Regions from separate parts of the Homo sapiens genome. Here all the other regions are linked to region 3. Evidence: chromatin contacts called from ENCODE Hi-C or POLR2A ChIA-PET data. All regions are on one chromosome and are shown on one strand. The core of a region is the stretch at or near the end of the contact, and the rest is flanking DNA. Distances in the headings are between cores, read along the strand shown. Region 1 holds the start of ARPC1B (actin related protein 2/3 complex subunit 1B). Region 2 holds the start of IFRD1 (interferon related developmental regulator 1). Region 3 holds the start of HBP1 (HMG-box transcription factor 1).

Region 1 (2,700 bases), core at 10-2,509, 7.8 Mb after region 3:
CCGGGTTCAAGCAATTCTCCTGCCTCAGCCTCCTGAGTAGCTGGGATTACAGGTGCGTGCCACCATGCCTGGGTAATTTTTGTATTTTTAGTAGAGACAGGGTTTCACCATGTCGGTCAGGCTAGTCTCGAACTCCTGACCTCAAGTGATCCGTCCACCTCGACTCCCAAAGTGTTGGGATTACAGGCATGAGCCACAGCGCCTGGCTACATTTTATTTATTTATTTTAATAGAGAAAGGGTCTCGCAATGCTGTCCATGCTGGCCTCCAACTCCTGGCCTCAAGCGATCCTCCCGCCTGGGCCTCTCAAAATGCTAGGATTCTATGTGTGAGCCACCGCGCCCGGCCGGGATGGGTGGTGGTAGCCTCCGGGCTGCATTGGCAGAGGAGGCAGGGGGAGGTCTGACTCCCCAGGCTTGCACTCCTGATCCCTTCACTGCCCGCGGGTGCAGCCCGGCCCCGCCCCGCCCTAGGCGGCCTGGCTGCTCTCCCAGCGCCTCCGGAAAGGGAGGGGCTGCTCGGATCTGCCCTGGCCGCGGAGCCCTGCAGCTGAGGGGGTGCGTTCCGGGACCCCGCCAGCCAGGCCCGCCCCGTACGGGACCCCTCGGACCTGGCCCGGGGGAGGCGGGTGGGAGCAGCGGGAGCGGCCAGGAGGGCAGGGGCGGGGCGGCAGGAGACGCCAGCTCATTTCCCGGCGGCTGCAACCCGGAAGGCTCCGGGGATGGAGGGGAAGTGACTGGGTGTGGGGCCCCGCCGGCCCGAAGTAACGGGGCTACACCGACCGACCGCGGGGCAAGGCTGGGGATGGGGGCCGGGGAGCAGGGGCGGAAGGCACGAGGCGGAAGCTTGGGGCCGGGGGCTGGGGACGCCCCGAGGGCGCCCGGTGCGCTGGGAGCCCGCGTTTCCACAGTCTGGCCCTGCGGCCACCCCCGCGCCCCCTCCAATCCCAGGGCTCCCTCTCCTTTCCGTGAGCCCCTCGTCCCCGCGCCCCCTCCTCTCCATGTGCCCCCACTCATCCCCGTGCCCCTATTGGGCGGCGCCCCACATCTATGCGTCCTCACTTCCAGGCGCCCCCCGGTCCCCTCCTTGCACCCCCTCTCATCCCTCCAGTCCCGCTCACTCCCAGGCGGCGCCCCACATCTACGCGCCCCCCCACCTCCAGGTGGCTCCCCTGACCCCCACCTCCGGGCGCCCCCACGGCCCTCACCTCCCGCGCCCCGGCCGCGGACTCTGGGCAGTCGACGCGCCGAACCGGCTCTGGGCTCCGCGCCGGAGCAGCAGCCACTTCCTCGTGGGCGGGGGGCGGGGCCTGCCGACCTCAGCCCGGTAGGGCCCGGGGGCGGGGACCTGGGGCAGCGGTCGCGAGATCCAGGTCCCGCCCTCCCTTCGGGGTGGGGGTGCTGCCGGTACCCGCGCAGACGTCGGAGCCCAAGGCTCTGTCCGCAGAAGCCGTCCGCAACCACCGTCAATGCTTTACCAATGGGGAAACTGAGGCTGGGAGCCAGGCGCGCAGCCTGAGCCGCCGCTGGGCTGGACCTCCGAGCCTGGGCCGGGCGCACGGCCCCCGGGGACTGCCGGGCGCAGGGTCGGGGAGTCACGTCCTCTGAGCCCGGACGGCGGGTACTGCGGGCTCCGCGCTCACACGCAGGTGAGCGGCTAGCGAGCCCTGCAGCCCCGTCGGCAGCCAGCGAGGAGCTCCCTTCACGCTGATGCCGGTGGGCGCCAACTGTGCAGGCCCTGGGCGGGGAGCAGGCGGTCCGGGCGTGGCCAGGGCAGCCCGGCCCCGCCCCCTTGGCCCTCCGTGTCCTCGCCACGAAACAGGGGTGCTGTCCCCGGGCAGGGTGACACTGGCCGCCCCTGCTGACGCTGGCCGGCCAGTTAACTTCTTTCCTTTCTGTTTTACGTCAATCGGCTTCACTTCTTTAAGTTACCCGGTTAGCCTTGCAGAGCCGCCTGATTGCGGGTCTTGGGCTAGGTGGTCCCCGGAGTCTTCCCATCCTGACCCTCTGCCTCTTCAGTGGATACGTGGCCTGGCGGCCAGGCAGATGGAAGAGACCCCAGTGAAAACCTTACCTCGGCCGGTCGCGGTGGCTCACGCCTGTAATCTCAGCACTTTGGGAGGCCGAGGCGGGAGGATCACGAGCTCAGATCGAGACCATCCTGGCTATCACGGTGAAACCTCGTCTCTACTAAACAATACAAAAATTAGCCAGGCGTGGTGGCGCATGCCTGTAATCCCAGCTACTCGGGAGGCTGAGGTAGAAGAATCGCTTGAATCTAGGAGGCAGAGGTTGCAGTGAGCCGAGATCGCGCCATTACACTCCAGCCTGGGCGACAGAGTGAGACTCTGTTTCAAAAAAAAAAAAAATTAGCTGCAAGGAGCCCCATGGCGTGATGGAGCGCTGCTGTAATCCCAGCTACTCGGGAGGCTGAGGCACGAGAATTGCTTGAACCCCGGGGGCAGAGGCTGCAGTGAGCCAAGATGGGGCCCCTGCACGCCAGCCTGGCAACAGAGCGAGACTTCCTCTCAAACAACAACAAAAACCTTCCCTCCTCTTCTCTCCTTCAGACCCCTCTCTCTAGTATTTGTGCAGGGTCTTCCTGGATCTCTGGAGATCCGAGGCCAGACTCCCACCCTGTCAGGCTTAGAGGCTTTGACACTCGCTGTTCCTTCTGCCTGGAACACTATTCCCACCCTGT
Region 2 (2,700 bases), core at 165-2,664, 5.3 Mb before region 3:
GGCAGCCGTGGCAGAGGGGCAACTGTGTCCAAAAATACCTGATGGCTAATAGTTCCAGTGTGATAACGTCGGAGAATACTCCAATATTTAACTCCTGTTTAAATTTCTAAATAAAATATTACCCAGGTTATTTAATACTCGATTTGAGTTTATTGGGGTCTCTCCTAGAAGGGCCTTCCAATTCCAATTGGAATCCTTTTTCTTAACCATATAATAAGTAGAAAACCATAAGTTCAGTTAAGCACCTACTCATCCCACCCAGGAAAAGTTTCAACTTCGTAGCGAGGGCACAATAACCTCAACTTTTAGCCAACTGCAACCTAAGCTCCTCACCACCCTGCCTCTCTGGGGCTCACTGCAGAGAACATATAGAATGCAGCACAAAGGAGAACGCGTTTCTTCCCCCCGTGAGCAGGAGGTCGCCTCGGGTGGTCGCAGAGGTGCTAGAGGTTCAGGGCTTCTGCAGGTGCCAGTTAGGGGAAGGAGCACAGCCTAGGGGGGAGAAAGTGGTCCCCCCGCCTCCGACGCCTTCGCCTGGCCAGGTGGACCTGCGAGACGGAAAGCTTCCCCAGCGCCTCTGCGTCACCCCGGGCCCACCGCGCAAGGCCCAGGCCGCGTGACGCAAGAGCCCGTCCAAACCCGCCGGACGTCTGGCATCCCAGGAGCTCCATGTTGGAGCCAGGGTGTCAAAGGCGGCCAGTGACGGCACGGGCTCAACTCCCCGTTCTTCCCCACCCGTGGTCGGGGAGAGATCGGGCGAGATCGCCGCCGAGAAAGGAACTCTGACAATGGTTCCTTTCCCGCCCAGCTCCCGGTCAGCCCCTGTCCCGACACACTCTCAGGCCCAAGGACCCGTTCCTCCCTGCCCCCACGGCCGGTGCCCAAGAGTCCGGTTCGCACGCCAGATCTAAATCGCGCGAGGAGCAGCGCCCAGGGCACGCTGGGAATTGTAGTTCAGTAGCCAAACCACGCACCCTGGAAATGCAAATGTGTACATCAGAGAAAGAACTACAACTCCCACCGTGCCGAAGCATGGAAGACTCGCCAGCCTGGCCGGCAACTGGGATGCCGGCGGCGGGGATACCCCTTACCTGCTGTCGCCGCCGTCGCTGCGGCTGCTCCTGACCCGCCGCCGCCAGCACTGCTACCGCGGTGGGGAGTGTTCCGCTTCTTGTTCTTCGGCATCGTGGGACGCCCGGTGCCGCCCAGAGTCGGAGCTTAGCGAGGATCAGCCGATGGAGCTGCACTTTTTACTCGTGCGTCTGTGCGGCGGGCGGCTGAGAGGCGAGTCTTCGGCTAACAACAGAGTCGAGAAGCGGCGGGGGTAAGAGTGGGCGGTGGCGGCAGCAGAAATCCCCGTGAAGAGCTGTGATCGAAAACGATACATGTTTCTCTCTAGCGCGGGAGCTAAGGCGGGGCAGGGGAGGCCACGACGCCTTAAGTAGCAATACCGCCACCTGACGTCACTCTGTGGGCGGGGCTTGAGCGCTTCCCAACCAATCCCTGCACACCTCCCCACTGGACGCCTCCGTCGGGCGGGGCGCGGATCCTACCTACAAATCCCATGCGGCCAGTCTTCCGTCCGCGCCCAGGGAGCCTGTCTTCGTGGCCTCACTGAATTCTGGGAAACGTAGTAAGGCTGGGGCCGGGGCCTCCTCCCAGCCGTCTCTTCCCAACGGGCTTTTCTGCCCACTTGCTTTTCTCCTGGTGACCCCACCCCTGCCTCGGCGCGCCCCCGCCTTGGAACTGGGTGAGGTAGGCACCGGCGATGCACAGTGGGGCGAGTATGCCCTATGACGAGAGTCGGCTTCCAGCTGGCAGCTATGCAATCACCTTTGCTTCTCTTTCTCCGGAGGCTGGTGTTCTCCTTAACCTTTCCCCTACTTCCCTGCGGCACCTGCCAGGCACGCAGCCTTACCTCTCCTGGGTAACATTTCCATGGTTTTAGTTTTAACTAGTTCCATGAACTACTTAAGCCATCATCAGTACTGTACCTGTAATTGGACCGTGGTTCAGGGTTATGTGCCCCCCATCCCCCCCCCCCCCCAAAAAAAGGGATGCTTTCGTCTACTTAGTTGTGGAGTTCGTGTATATCTCAGATTCTAGACTAGGAATATATGACGATTCAGCGTTGTGGGTTTCTATACAAGAATGTGTCCCTTGACAATACTACCTGCCAGTTCTGAGAATTTCACAGCTGGTAAAACAAACACAAGTTATACAGATCAATAATCGCAGTGCTGCCTTTTTTCTCAAGGCACTCCTAGATCTCTGTCTTCCTTGTTAGGACATTTGTCTAGTATTTAGAGCCTGTTATTAGGTTCATATACTATGCTTATGACAGATCAAAGTCCCTGACTCACCTCAATGTAGGTGAGTCATCCGCCACTCCACCTCTCAGCTGAGCTCTATTCTATTTTCAATTGCCTGTAGCAAATTTCCACCAGAATGTTCCACTTGTGCCTCAACCCAACATCTCTGAAACGAATACTATATTTCCTTCTTCCTGTCTTCCCTTTGTTCACTGTACTATTTATTATCCTCCCATATGTTAAATTCCAAAACTCAAATTCATAGTCTTTTTTCCCTTTGATGCACCACCCCCTCCCCACCCGCAAAGCAATTAGTTTTAAAATAGCACTCTTAAATTCCTGTCCTATTCTGTGATCACATGTGACCTCAGTTCATGCCTGGGCATTT
Region 3 (2,700 bases), core at 96-2,595:
CTAATTCTCAAAAAGTACCTTTAATTTCAAAACCACTATTAGGAGTGCTTACGGCTATTCAGAGGGAAGTATTAATAAAGCTAAAGCCTCCATCCGAGCTGTTAGTAGGACTCCATCGCTTCCCAGTATGTATAACTCCTTTTCTAAGCCTCCTCTCGTCCTGGCATCAGTGGCACCATGAGCCAAAAACAAAACAAACAGAAAACTTGAGTATTACCTCGCTGTCAGTGCTCCTTCTAAAAACGACTGTAGCTGAAAACTCCCTAAGAATGAACTCGAGTGTAGAGTGCACAGCGGAGAGTGAAACACCCTAGACAGCACGCAGCATTTAAAGCTACAAAAACCTGGCTGTCCACTTCGCCTGGTTTGTTTTGTTTTGTTTCAATCGGCCTGCGGTGGCAGCATAGGTTGAAAGGCGGAGACTGGAATCGCCTGCCAAGCCTCCTCTTTGGGTCACACAGAGCGGTGCCTCCCGGTTCACGCCAAGTCCATCCCCCACCCTCTTTCGCCATTCATCGCGTTCCCCTCCCTTCCCCCCATCATGTGACCGCAGCCCGGACTCCGGGCTTGTTTTTCCCCTCGGCTCAGCCCCAGCGCGCAGGCGCCTGGGAGCCCATTCATTCGAACTGCGTAACAATGAGCCCCGGGGCCCAGCGGCTCCGCGAGCTCCTCAGCTCAGCCAGAATCCCCCTCAGTCCAGAAGGAGGCGGCGCCTCACTGGGGTCCCCCACCTCCGGCCAGCCCCCCACCCCTGGCCAAGCTCCGACCCTCCGCCCACAAACGGGGAGTTGAAGTCAAACTTTCCTGGGCAGCCCCGGCGCTGCGTCGGCCCCTTCCCCCGCCCTGGCCCGCCCCATCTCCACACCCGGCCCGGCCACCCACCGCGCGACCTGGCCCGGAACTTCGCCCTCCCCCTGCCTCCTCCCGGCCCCCGCCCGAGACCCCCTAGCGCCGCCGCCCCGAAGCCCAGGTGAGCTCGCGGGAGACGCTGCTCCGGTGGGCTCGCCGCGGGCACCAATCGAACGGTTAACTGCCCCCACCCCAAGGGCAACCCTCCGAGAAGAAGGAACGAGGACCCGAGCCCTCCAGTCTGCCCAATCCCCCGCGCTCCTGCCCCTCCCTTCCCCACCCCCACCTCTTCCCTAACTGAAAGACAACAAACCTGCCGCGAAGTGCCGGCAGCCCAGGCGCGGGCCGCTCCGGCCACGACAACACCACCAGCAGCTCTCGTACCCCCTCTCCGACCGACGTCGGCCTCCCCCGCGCGGGTTACTGCTCCCGCGGCAGCTCTTACTCCTCAACCGAAACTTTCCTACTTACCAAACCCGTCGCCATTACCAAGTCTTTCAAGCTTCGTCTTCCCCCTCCCCTCAACCCCCTGGGGGTTGAGCCCCGCCCAGCTCTTTCGCCCTCTTATTGGACTGCAGAACTGCCATTCGGTTCTTCCCCTTTCCCATTGGGTGGTACCGTGGTCCGTCTCGGGGGGCGGGCATGTATTGACTTTTGTGTTGTGTTTACTGGAGAAGATGGCATGTCAATCACAAGAGTAAGTGCTTCGGATTGGACTATTGCCGAGAGTCCGGGGACCCAAGCCAAACTTTGTCCCCGAAATGGATTGTGGGTTCGTAGTCTCAAGCCTTGGTCCTTGGCTGTGGGAGACTGCTGGCCGGGGAAGAGCTGGACTACGTATCCCAGAGGCGCTCGCACAGCGCAGTCTTGATAGTAAACAAGAGTCATAGGGACACGTGTATCAGCTCGTTTGTTTTGGTGTCTGGGACAAAAGGGAGGGGGCGGAGGAAGGGAGTGTTTTAAAGCTTGGGCCTCTTCTTTTCCTCCGGGCCTCTGCTAACACTTAGAGCGGCCCAAGCCTCTTGCAGCACCCAATCCGGGCCATAAACAGCCAGAGTTGCTCGCTGCTCAAGAGTTTGGCAGGAGGCCAGGGTATTGTTTTAGTGCGAGGGGAAGGAGATGACTGCACCAGCGGAAGTACTGCAGGCTAGCGAGGGACTTGATCACCCACAAATCACGGCCCCAGGCACGAAGGGGTCGAAAGTGATGCTGGGGGCTGCACTGGCAGTGGGAAGAACTAGAAGTCCTTTCTCTTGTGCCTTGCCTCACCACTCCCAGGACAGCAACTTGAGATTGCCTTGTCAGCTCTGTTCAGTTCACCTAAGTTTGTTGAGCCGCCACCTAAGTGCCAGGAAGAGTGAGGCTGGGGGATGGACTGTGAGCAAGCGAGAAGCTGGAGTCTAGAGAATTTACAAAGCGGGGGCGGGGGCGGGCGATTACGAAATTGAGGCAAGTTAAAGCGGCATTTTCCATACTGATTAGTATGCTCGTTGGTTAACGTAATACAAAGGGTGTAATGTATGACGTAAACTGATTTAATTTGTGAATCATTATCAGTAAGTTTCTCTGGTGAGTTTTATTAACCCTCTTTTCCTTCTAGACGTTTTCTCATTGATGAAAGAAACTGTCTTTCCACTTCATTTCCACTAGGAGTTCCTCAAGTTACGAATTCTCTGACTCACCAGAGACGCTTCCCTGCTTTATAGTTAACTTCTCTTTAAACATGGCTGTCCATTCACAGTCGGCTGCATCTAGTCAATAATTGGTGTCTTTACCATTCACATTACAAAGGCATGATTAAGCTTTTTCCCCCCTTTGAACCTTTAGTGTTTAATCATTTAAATTGTGCTT

The links. A loop is a pair of places that touch in the nucleus more often than their neighbours do. ChIA-PET counts read pairs that join two places held with the same protein, here RNA polymerase II (POLR2A). Pooled maps may share reads with other maps.
Region 1: a pooled map shows a loop between it and region 3 (10-fold over the local background). The contact joins the promoter of ARPC1B here to the promoter of HBP1 in region 3. A Hi-C loop is called at or near these places in 2 of 50 pooled maps. POLR2A ChIA-PET finds 5 or more read pairs at or near these places in 2 of 52 experiments (K562 and activated B cell).
Region 2: a loop to region 3 is called in a map of CD8-positive, alpha-beta T cell, with 16 times the contacts of the local background. The contact joins the promoter of IFRD1 here to the promoter of HBP1 in region 3. A Hi-C loop is called at or near these places in 3 of 168 maps with a recorded cell type or tissue (CD8-positive, alpha-beta T cell, gastrocnemius medialis and naive thymus-derived CD4-positive, alpha-beta T cell), 2 of 37 single-sample maps with no recorded cell type and 13 of 50 pooled maps. POLR2A ChIA-PET finds 5 or more read pairs at or near these places in 6 of 52 experiments (CD4-positive, alpha-beta T cell, CD4-positive, alpha-beta memory T cell, CD8-positive, alpha-beta T cell and 3 more).

Annotation. Positions count from the first base shown.
Region 1 is chr7:99,373,289-99,375,988 of GRCh38, reverse strand. It overlaps ARPC1B (actin related protein 2/3 complex subunit 1B), which reads right to left and starts at 1,259. Exons shown (of 10, transcript NM_005720.4): 1 at 1,208-1,259. RefSeq lists silencers at 349-988, 999-1,878 and an enhancer at 2,179-2,679.
Region 2 is chr7:112,449,174-112,451,873 of GRCh38, reverse strand. It overlaps IFRD1 (interferon related developmental regulator 1), which reads right to left and starts at 1,414. Exons shown (of 12, transcript NM_001550.4): 1 at 1,092-1,414. The coding sequence starts at 1,185. LOC128031837 reads right to left here and starts at 1,387. Exons shown (of 1, transcript NM_001414739.1): 1 at 1,229-1,387. The coding sequence starts at 1,387. The coding sequence ends at 1,229. RefSeq lists enhancers at 570-689, 810-859, 1,100-1,389, 689-1,506, 1,507-2,324.
Region 3 is chr7:107,167,648-107,170,347 of GRCh38, reverse strand. It overlaps HBP1 (HMG-box transcription factor 1), which reads right to left and starts at 1,345. Exons shown (of 11, transcript NM_012257.4): 1 at 1,163-1,345. RefSeq lists silencers at 646-865, 1,126-1,225, 1,244-1,817 and an enhancer at 1,536-1,695.